Linked DNA regions of Homo sapiens: region 1 is linked to region 2. The links are chromatin contacts, found by Hi-C or POLR2A ChIA-PET in ENCODE. All regions are on one chromosome and are shown on one strand. Each heading gives the region's core, a stretch centred on a gene start or an enhancer-like site at or near the end of the contact. The rest is flanking DNA. Distances are from core to core; before and after follow the strand shown.

The links. A loop is a pair of places that touch in the nucleus more often than their neighbours do. ChIA-PET counts read pairs that join two places held with the same protein, here RNA polymerase II (POLR2A).
Region 1: a map of CD8-positive, alpha-beta T cell shows a loop between it and region 2 (10-fold over the local background). The contact joins two enhancer-like sites. A Hi-C loop is called at or near these places in 3 of 168 maps with a recorded cell type or tissue (CD8-positive, alpha-beta T cell, PC-3 and endothelial cell of umbilical vein). POLR2A ChIA-PET finds 5 or more read pairs at or near these places in 7 of 52 experiments (A673, CD8-positive, alpha-beta memory T cell, GM12878 and 4 more).

What each region holds. Positions count from the first base shown.
Region 1 is chr1:168,090,408-168,095,753 of GRCh38, forward strand. GPR161 (G protein-coupled receptor 161) reads right to left here. Exons shown (of 6, transcript NM_001375883.1): 4 at 157-261. Among named protein-coding and RNA genes, the nearest start is that of GPR161, 44 kb to the right of the region's middle. Within about 2 kb of position 1,749, at least 4 of the 41 ENCODE cell types and tissues checked have a DNase peak (open chromatin) inside an H3K27ac peak, as active enhancers do.
Region 2 is chr1:168,051,726-168,057,005 of GRCh38, forward strand. All of the region lies in intron 17 of DCAF6 (DDB1 and CUL4 associated factor 6), which reads left to right. It also overlaps the pseudogene GCSHP5. Among named protein-coding and RNA genes, the nearest start is that of MIR1255B2, 56 kb to the left of the region's middle. RefSeq lists an enhancer at 4,141-4,641. Within about 2 kb of position 2,091, at least 2 of the 41 ENCODE cell types and tissues checked have a DNase peak (open chromatin) inside an H3K27ac peak, as active enhancers do.

The sequences.
Region 1 (5,346 bases), core at 499-2,998, 38 kb after region 2:
CGACTGGAAACCCAGACTTATGATTCTCACCCCCCACCCACCGTGGGAAATGCCCCTCCGCCAGCTCTTGAGCCTGCACAGGGGAAACGCGACACGGGGGAAACGCAACACAGGGAAAACGCGACAGGTGAGAGGCTTATAAAGCACGCAGGTTACCTGAGTCCTGGGAGCAGCTGAAGCCAGTGTCCCCCGTGCTGCTGCTGTGCCCCAGGGGCTGTCCACCTGCCATGAGCGCAGTGAGGTGTGGGGACAGGCCCAGGTCTGAAAGACAAAATTGGCATTGACAACACAATCACACTCTGCAAGGAGGGGCCCCAGCCTCCGTTTCCCCACAGACCCATCTCCTGCCCTTCTGTTCGCCCTTGCAAAACTCACTCTCAACTCCCTGAAAGACAGGAGAGCTTAGCTGCTCCCTCCTGGCTCGCCCCTCTTTTCTGTCCCACTGTGTCAGCAGCACTCACTGGGTTCCCCCAAAGGGGAAACTCTCCTGACAATGTCAACCACCACCAAGGTGATGACAGAGGGCCAGGGAGCACAATCAAAAAGGCAGGCAGGAGGGAAAATGTGAGGTGAGAAGATCTTCCCGTTAAAGATGGAGGGTTCAACCCCACATTCACCTCCTGAAATCCTACTTGAATTATCAAAGAGGGATTTTTAAGAGGCTTACACCCCAAAGGAAGGAGAGAATTTTTGTAAGCTGGAAAGCAGATGGTTGAGAGTGATGAGCTGACCCGGAATAGAGAACTGAGGTTGGCAACGGGGAGGTTTGGGAGAGGCAGGCTTCACCAGGCTCTGAAAACTCAGGAACGGGGTTGGGGGGTAGGGGGCCAGGAGCCACTGCTCTTCTCCAGGCTAGGCCTCGGGCGCCAGACCCCAGTGTTGGTAGGAGAGGAGAGAGAGTGAGCCCCGGGCACAGCCGCGGCAGAAGCGACCCAGTAAAAACTGAGGGTATTGTGGAAATTTACATATTAAGTAGTGGGACCCTGGCCCCTTGTCCCACTTAACCTGGGCTGGAGACTGCAGAACTCTTCCCTGGGAAAATCCACCAAGCCTAGAGGAAAGACTCACAGGCACTGAGAGTCAGGTGCCTGTGAAATGGCCCTGCCAGACCAACCCACAGTCAGGAAGCCTGCCTGCATCCCACCACCCAGGGCTTCCCTGTGGTTTTCTAGGCCCTCGTTATTAGAGGTGAAGGGGTGCCCAAGGATCACTAGACATTTAAAGGAAGGTACTAGCGTGAAAGACAGAGATGGGAAAAAAGAAAAGAAAAATGGACCTCAGAGGATTCAATGCAGGGAGCTTAAGAGAGCAAAAAATATTACAATGGGTCATCCTCAGAATGTTAGGAAAATAAAAAAAAGAGCTGCAGGCTATGAAAAAAGGAACATGGAGATAACAAAACGCTCTTAGAAATTAAAAACAAAGCACAAGAAGTCAAACTCCTGGGAGCTCATGAAGAAGATCCACTGCCTGGCAGATTTTGCAATCTGCCATAAAGGACACTCTTGTATTTTATGATACACTCACAGATAGGAGGAGACCTGTTCCTTCATTCTACCCTAATTCTTCAGAGGTTACAAGGCAATAGAATGCACTTTCTCCTTTCTTCCCTGGAGCCAAGGAGGACATGGTGTGGGAAGGCGGGGTGGTCACAGCAGGCTTCTCTCAGAACTTCCCTCTCGCTGCTTTTGGGAATCCTGCTTTTGCAAGGGGACTTCCTCTTGACTGGGGGTTACTGTAGGGAGCTGGGACCAGAAAGGCCCCAATCCTTTCCCCTGCACATGCCCATCCTCCCAAGGTCTCGGCCTGAGAACATGACTGTGTTCAGCAGGAGGCCTGGCTTAGGGAGCAGAGCCTGTGGGGGCATCTCCTGCCAGCTGGGATGGCTGAAGCCGCAGTGGGTTTTGGACACCATCTCTGAGGCTGCAGTGAAAGCCAGGAACATGTCGGTCTGCACCAGTGGGAGGAATGGTCTGAGCCAGGCCAATGCGGCTCAGCTAAAAGGTCTGGAAACGGGGCAGCCAGGTGGCATCCCTCTCCTCTGTGTTTATGCAGCATTTACCAGCAGAGGGTGGAGACAATTACCCTGAGATTGTTCACATGAAACAATGTATTTACTGGGCTGAGCACAATCCAACCCCTCAAGAAAAAAGCACAAAGGCACAGGCTCGGGGAATCAGGTTTGTGGCTCTCCAGAGGCATGCGGTGAGCAACAGTCACAGTGCTCTGAGAAGCTGAAAGAACAGGGGTGTGATTCTGAGATAAATTTGCAGGTACTTTGAGCTAACTACAAGACCTCTAGATGCCCCCAAGCAAAGGAACTTAGGAAGGCAAGGGAGTAAATCCAAAGGCTCTGGGGTCACCCTCCCCGCCCTCAAGCTAGGCCTTCTCAAGGAAGAACCTGGAGCGAGGTGTTTTCCCCTGGACAAACGTGAGTCAGTGTCCTTCGCAGGAGATAACGGGAAAGGCTCTATGCCCAGGAGCTTCAAGGGTCTCGTAAGGGCGGCGTTTGGAGGGGGTGCCCCCTGATACTGCCTGGGCCACCCTCCCTGGCTGGGGAGAGGGGTGGTGCTCGGGCTCTCCAGCCCTGGCTGGAGTGAAGGTTCTGGGTCGGCCAGCGGAAGGGCAGGTGGAGGGGCTGCCTGCACTTTCTCCTGAAGCCTCTTCTTGGCTCCCATTGCCAGTAGCCACCAGTCAGCTTTGTATTGGTGCTTTACCATCCTAAGACCACCTGGTAGCATTTAGCAATGTCCATGCAGGGCTGACCTATCTGCCACATGGTGGTGCTGCGTGGCAACCTCCAGGAAGTCCAGAGATCTAAATTCCTAAGTGACCTTCCCCGTGGGAATTGGCTAAGGAGACCTTACAAGCAGAAGGTATTTGGTGGCCCAGCGACATTTGGCACCCATGGAAAGCCTAAGATTTTGTACTTCCTCACTTTGGGACAAACAGAATGAGAGAAGCAGAACCACTGATTATGGCTGAAATCTGCTAGATATAAAGGACACACTGTCAACTGCCCAGGAGACTCCTGACATCCAAGTCAGCTGGGAAGCTCCAGAAATGTGTGGGATTCTGCTTCTGCCTTTGCTCATATGCACTGCTTTTAGGAAAGCTTATTCCATTTACTTTGGTTAAACCTTTCCAAGTGCCCATACAAATTGAGAGGAACAGAATCAAGAAAGAGCCTCCAAGTTGCTTCTTGCTGGCTCTGAGACAGATCAGATCATCCTTCATACCTCTAGTTAACACTAAGGTGAGCCAGTGGCAGGGGAAGTGATTAGGGTTTCAGAATCTGCTGCAGATCAAGGCCTTGCCCACAGAGGGTCTGGTCAGCCCTGGCTCAGACAGAGGGACCAGGGACACAAGGCAGAGGCCAGGGCTCTCTCCTGCAGTCAGAAAGCCATGGACAGCGCAGGGTGAGCGGCTGGGCTGGGGCGCCACATTCTGCTTTGGTTCCCAGACTCTTACTGATGCTGCTGCCTCCTCCTGGGATCAGGACCTTCAGGGAAGAACAAGAAGAACCATCCCCCACCCCCACCCCAGCTCCCATTCCTCGGAAAGACCAATAACTTGGAACCCATTCCATAAGCTCTTCAGCCCAAAGGCATCCCACAAGCCTGCTTTCCCTAAATGAAGATGAGACCACCAGCTGCCTGGGATGTGCCAAACCAACCACAGCTGGTGTTTTCCGCCTGTGCTCACAGCTTCACCAGCTCTTCTAGGACACCTGCAAGTGACTTGCATGGAAAATCTTGGCCTCAAAAGCAGGTGTTTCTTTTTGTTCTACGAACCCTTTCCTGCTCCATTTTCTGTCCTCATTTTTTTTCCTTCTTCATTTTAACTTCATTGATCTAGAAAACATCTATTTTTTTTTGCCTAGAAGACAAGTGAGTTTACAAAATCTGGACTAATACATTAATCAGTGAAATGAAGCCCAACATTGAATGGACTCCTGGATCACAGGTCATATGTGAAAATGTGGGCTTGCAACTGGCAGGGGTGAGCATTTCAGTGGTTAAAATACTGAGATACAGAGAAATGTTTTCTCCTATGGTTAAAAGTCCCAGACTTCCTTCCTCTCTTGGAAATAAAACTCCATCAGCCCGTGAAATAAATCAGTGATGCCATTGTGTCTCATCGCCACATGGAAAGGATCTCCTGTCATCATTGCCACTGGGTGTGCATAATTAGAGTCATTTCTTTCACCCTCTTGAGAAGAAAAGTGGAAGAAAGACCTATTTCATGAAGATGAGAAATTAACTAGAGTGGTTTGAAGAGTTGCCCGAAGTCATCTGGCAAGAGATTAGGACTGTAGTCCAAGCTGAATGTTCTCCAAATCTCTCCCAGTGGCTTGGCCAGGTGATGGTCTCCTTTCACCTTGGCCCTAAAAATCCAGCTACTTGACCTCAAAACTACACAGTAAAAATGCTAGAGGCAAGATCCACAAATGTGTCCTGAGTCAGTGGGAAAGGGCCAAAGAGGAAACAGGGTATTTGCATCATCTCAAAGTATCTCCTCAGTTGTATTTATTAATTACAATGGGAAAATCAGCAGCTTTACTGTGGAGAAAGCTGACAGGCACCACCTTAACCGAGAGATCAAGAGCAACACAACTAGCAATAAGGCATATTGGCATATGTGCCCCCTGCTATGATGTACAGGAAGGGCACATCGCCCCTGTGGCATTTTTGCCAAAAATGGATAACCTCATTCTAATCTTGAGAAAGCATCAGATGAACACAAATTAAGGGGCAGTCTACAAAATACCTGGTAAGTACTCTACAAAGCTGTCAATGTCATAAAAGACAAGGGAAGAGTAAAGGATTGTCAAAGATTGACTAAGACAATATGGGATCCTGAGCTGGATCTTTGGACAAACAAAGGACATTAATGAAAAACGGGTGAGATCTGAATCAAGTTGTAGTTAATGGCACTGCCCCAGTGTTAACGTTTTAGAGCTGTGGTTGTTCAAGACAGTAACCCTAGAGGAAGCTGGGTGTGTGGGAATTCTCTGTATTGTTTTTCCAAGTCTTCTGTAAATCTAAAATTATTTCAAAATAAAAAGTTTTAACAAAAAATCTAACCCCTAACTAGAGTAATTCCACTGGGTCCCATCAAAGGTGGTGGGATTGTGTCCGGAAACCTGTGCACACCGGATCAGTCATCAGAGGAAGGAGCAGCCTCACACGTACAAGGCCATGATGCTTCGATGGAAGGCTGAGGTTTGGCATGGACACCCCCGGATTGTCTGGGACCATCTGAGGAGATCACTGATCTGTGAGGAGGAGGAGGATGGTTGAGGAGGAAGACAGCAGCTGAGGTGGGGAGGGGGTGCTGACAAGA
Region 2 (5,280 bases), core at 841-3,340:
TTATGGTTCATTGTCAGGAGGATTCTCATCTACAAGTCTCAAATTTGTTTTTGCTTCTCAAACTTGTTTTGTTTTGTGCTGTTGTTTCTAGCCTGTTTTAACATTAAGGTATATTTGAAATAACTTTTTCAAATTATTACTAGTTATCACTTTCTTTTTTTTTTTTTTTCCCCAAGATGTAGCCTTGCTCTGTTGCCCAGGCTGTAGTGCAGTGGCGCAGTCCCAGCCCACTACAACCTCTGCCTCCAGAGTTAAAGTGATTTTCCCGCCTCAGCCTCCTGAGTATCTGGGATTACAGGCGCCCACCCACCAGGCCCAGTTAATTTTTGTGTTTTTAGTAGAGACAGGGTTGGTCACCATGTTGGCCAGGCTGGTCTCAAACTACTGACATCAAGTGATCTGCCCATGTTGGCCTCCCAGAGTGCTGGGATTACAGGCTTGAGCCACCGCATCTGGCCTAGTTATCACTTTCTGATTAATTGTATGACAATAAAATGGAATTTGCTTCAGAGTTTTTTGATATCCTGATTTATACTTTTTATCACAAGTACGCAAAGCTGGTTTCTGGTTTTATAATGAAAATTGCAACTATAAAGTACCATGATGCTTTAATTGAGTTTTAGAAAAGCTGAAACACTAAAGTAGAGATTATCATGAACTGATAAACAATGGTAAAGCAGAAAATGTAACAGTTACCTCCCTGTAGAGTGAATGAGGTGAGACTCATTCTTCTCTACTTCATTTTATTTCTTATGTAGAGATTATCTGGTGGAAACTTCTAATTATAAGGCAGTATTTTCCTGCCAGTGAACACACATTTGTTCTGCTTCTCCTTTTAGCTATTAGAGATGTTCAAAGAATGTAAACTTCTGCTTAAGATAGACAAAATTAGAAAAATAAAATTATCACAGATGTTTATATCTACTGCCCGTTATGACTAGTCTTCATTAGGGACTGTCTTACAATGGGGAATGTGTTCTACTATAATCTGCTAAGATTCTGAATGATAGGTACCATATTTCTTTGAATAGTAAATAAAATGGTAGTCATCCCCTATTCTTCATTCTACTTTTATTACCTCATCACCTCTTACCTGGTGTACTGAGGGAGTTCTCCAACTCCTTCTACTCCTGCTTTCAGTAGTTCTCCATTGTTTATGATATAAAGAAGAAACAAACCCAGCTTCCTTGCCTGGTATATAGGGCACTTCATATTATAGCTGCTGCCAAAAATTGGTCATGCTGTCTACATTGCCATACTTGGAGTGTCACTGAATACATTCAGAGGACTATTGGAGTTCTCTGAATACATTATGCTGCCTTAAGTCAGCGTATCTTTACATACTCTGAGCCCTCTAACAGAAAAGACCTCCTATCACTATCACCATCATTTGGGTCACCTCATCTTTCAACATCATCTTAAGCTACATTTCCTGGCCCATATATTCCCTAATCAAAAATATGGGCCCTTATATATACCTACTGTACTACCTATCACAGTGCATTGTATATTTGTATGTTTTCATATATAAGAATGTAAGCACCTTTAAGGACAGTGTAATACATACATGCATACAGAAATAAAAGTTGGCAAAGACACCTTTTTGTCAAAAACTCTAGCTAACTAAATTTTTATTCATATCTCCCTGCATGATATGGGTTTTTGCTTTCTTTCTCTGCTTCCTAAAACTTGAATGAGAAACCAGTGAATTACTGTTTCAGGGGTCCCACGGCCTCCCCACACAGTTGATTGCTTGCTACAAAGACTCAAAAGAATCAAAGGCACTTCAATCATGGCTATGATTTATTATGGCAAGGAAAAAAGATCAGACACAGTGGAAGAATCCAGGCTCAGTGTTCCAAAGTTCTCCCTTTCAGAATGTGCACCTCCCTTCCCAATAAAATACAGTAATACTTCTGTAGTTTTTCTGCCCTGGTGAAGCCTGCTTATAACTCAAAATCCAGGGTGTTTACTGGGGTCTGGTCATGTAGGCACCTCTGCCTGTGTGCCTAACCACAGTCACCTGAATTCCAGACCCAGAAGGAAAGTAGGTGTTCACCACAAATCATGTTATTTTTGCAGTTTACGCAAGCTGGCCCCGCAGGGTTGTGTCCCAGGCAGGCAGAGCAATGTAACATGCCAAAAGTCAAGTTCTCAGACACCAGCCAAGGGCCAGCCTCATAAGCAGACCCTTCTAAAGATAGCAGCATCAGACCTGCTATCCCTTACCTTTATTTACTAATACATTGTAAGGCAAAGAATCCAGTTTCTTGCCCCCACAAAGGAGCAGAAACAGCAAGATACTCTCTAGCAACCCATCTCCCTCACTTATTTCAGATACTTGTAAAGATATATGTTGAAATGACAGCAATTCTAACATATAGAACTTTTTTATTGATAAAGCTAGATAACGCTAACATACTAATAGTATCTTAGTTCATTTCCTGTTGCTTATGATAGAAATCTTCTGGGTAATTAATAAAAGAAATGCATTTTTTACAGTTACGGAGGCTGGGAAATCCAAGGTTGAAGGGCCACAATGGTACAAGCCTTCTTGCTGGCAAGGACTCTGCAGAGTCCCGAGCTGGCACAGGAAATCACATGATGAGAAGGCTAAGCTCAGGCTTCTCTTCCTCTTCTTATAAAGCCACCAGTCCCCACTGACCTGATAACCTATTAATCTATAAGTGAATTAATTCATTCTTGAGAGTGGAGCCCTCATGATCCAATCACCTTTTAAAGACCCCACCTCTCAGTACTGCCACATTGGGGATTAAGTTTCACCATGAGTTTTGGAGGGGACATGCAAACCATAGCACATAGCTTTTACTATAAACCAAGTGTGTGTTTTAAAGCACTTAAAATGTTTATTTTTTAATAACTTTTTTCTAGACTCTTACTTATAGGATTCAATTGGACTGCAAACATTTTAAAATTTATAATTTAAATGTAAATTTCAGCTTCACCCTGTCTGAATAATCACAGATTGCATATAAGAAGATTCAAATTAATGAGGTTTTCTTTTCTAAGAACTACTAAGCTAATATAAGAAAAATGTATACATAGTATAAATTAAAAGAACATACGGGTTTGGTTTTTTTTTTTTTTTGAGACGGAGTCTCACTCTGTTGCCCAGGCTGCAGTGCAGTGGTGTGAACTCGGCTCACTGCAACCTCTGCCTGCTGGGTTCAAGCAATTCTCCTGCCTCAGCCTCCCAAGTAGCTGGGGCTACAGGCATGTGCCACCATGCCCGGCTAGTTTTTTGTATTTTTAGTAGAGACGGGGTTTTTAACTTGATATACTGAAGAACAGTGGTATTCAGAATTATAATGAGCATTTCCAATGAACCATAAATACATGGAATTTAATTTATTCTTTTAATATCTTTTTTCTTATTTATGCCTGGGGAATGCGTCTTTAACACATACCCACAGTAACTTTGATTCTTATAGAAAAGTTTTATAGCTACTATGAAAGTAGAGATATAGAAATGTAATAATTGTTGCAGAAACTCTTCTATTGAAGGAGATGGTGGTGAGGATAGCTATCCTATGTTTGTAAGAACCTAGATCTTCAATCTTTGAATTGAAAAAAATCAGGCTTAAGTTTTTTTTTTTTTTTTTTTTTTTTTTTTTAACGAAGAAGTATTTTATTATTTTGCTGCAAAGCTGTTGCTTCACTGTATAAAAATAGCACCAGCAAATGCAGTGTATCGCAAAATTAAGATAGTGGTGTTCCTCATCTGACACTGTACAAGCAACAAAACCTCTTCACTTCCAGTTATTTCCAATGGAAAGATCATTAAGTATTTCATCCCAAATCCAGGTATGGATACATGCAAGTTACAATATTATATAAGGCTTAAGAATAACAATGTTATCTTTGAATTATGTAATTTTTATAACTAGTTTTTACCATGGATAATTTCATGAATTCTGAACACTAGAGCCTAGTCTAAAAATCATAGGATATTGTGAAAAAGACGCATATTATATTTATCTATAATCATTAGAAAGTTAAAGGGCATTTTCTTTCATTAGCAGTGTTAACAGTAGTTTTTTTTTCCCCATCGGTAATACTAAAAGTTTCTATTCTAAGTCTTCTATCCACCACTAATTTAAGACAACTCTGCTGGCTTGCGTTATTTCATACTAGTTTATTTAGGAGTTCCATTTTCACTCCTCAATAGATTTTATGTATTTCTCATATGCTTCTTCACTCATAAGTTCATCTAGTTCTGAAGGGTTACTCAGTGTCATCTTGATCAGCCAACCATCTTCATAACAAGATTTGTTTACAAGTCCTGGATTTTCTGCAAGAGCTTCATTAATTTCAGTTACTTCTCCTGATAAAGGAGAATAGAGTTCACTAGCAGCTTTCACACTTTCCAAAGCACCAAACTCATCTTGTTTGTTCAATTTTGTCCCAACTTCAGGGAGACTACAATAAACAACATCTCCCAACGCTTCCTGTGCAAAATTGCTGATTCCCACTGTTCCAATGCCATTTTCTGTTGTTACCCATTCGTGTTTCTCTGTGAATTTACGCACCGAGAGCAGAGCGGGTCCAGTGCGTAGCGTACGGACGGCGCCCACCCCCAGCTGCCAGGGCCTCGGCGGGCAGGGCGCGGCGGGTGACGGGACCGCGCGCAGGGTGCAGAGCAGGGCCCGCACGCTCCGCACCACTCGCAGCGCCATGTTCGCAGGGGTGCGGGGGTCGCAGCGCTACGCCTCGGCCACCCGCGCCGGGAGGCGGGGCGGGGAGGGGCCCAGGCTTAAGTTTTTAATAATAAATTCACACTCAATTTATTTTTGAATGGAATAATTTAATTACAGAATAAGAAGATGAAGGTCACTGTTGTCCAAAGTGTTCTGATACTCTACAATGTGGTCACAAAATTTGGGAAATACTACATTGTGTATACCTCTTTGTGAGATTCACAAGAACCTGTAGCGTAATAAAGCCTCTGAGAAGACTTGCAGCAAGAAACCTCTTTAAGCTTTGTTTGGTATATCATTTTCCACACTTACTTTATCATAAGCCTATTTTGTGGAATACCTACAAAAATCCCAAGTTTTAGAAATGCTCTGCTTCTGGATTATTCTAACTACATTCTAGACAAGTATTGAGTTCCTTAGAAACCTGGACTAGGAGAAGCTTTTATTTCCCTTTAGTTTTTCACTGTGTGTTTTGCACAGTAAAGAATTTCTTTCTACAGATTTATTCAAAATTCGCCAGCTATAATTCTAGTCATGTTCTTGTATTCTATCCATGGTACAG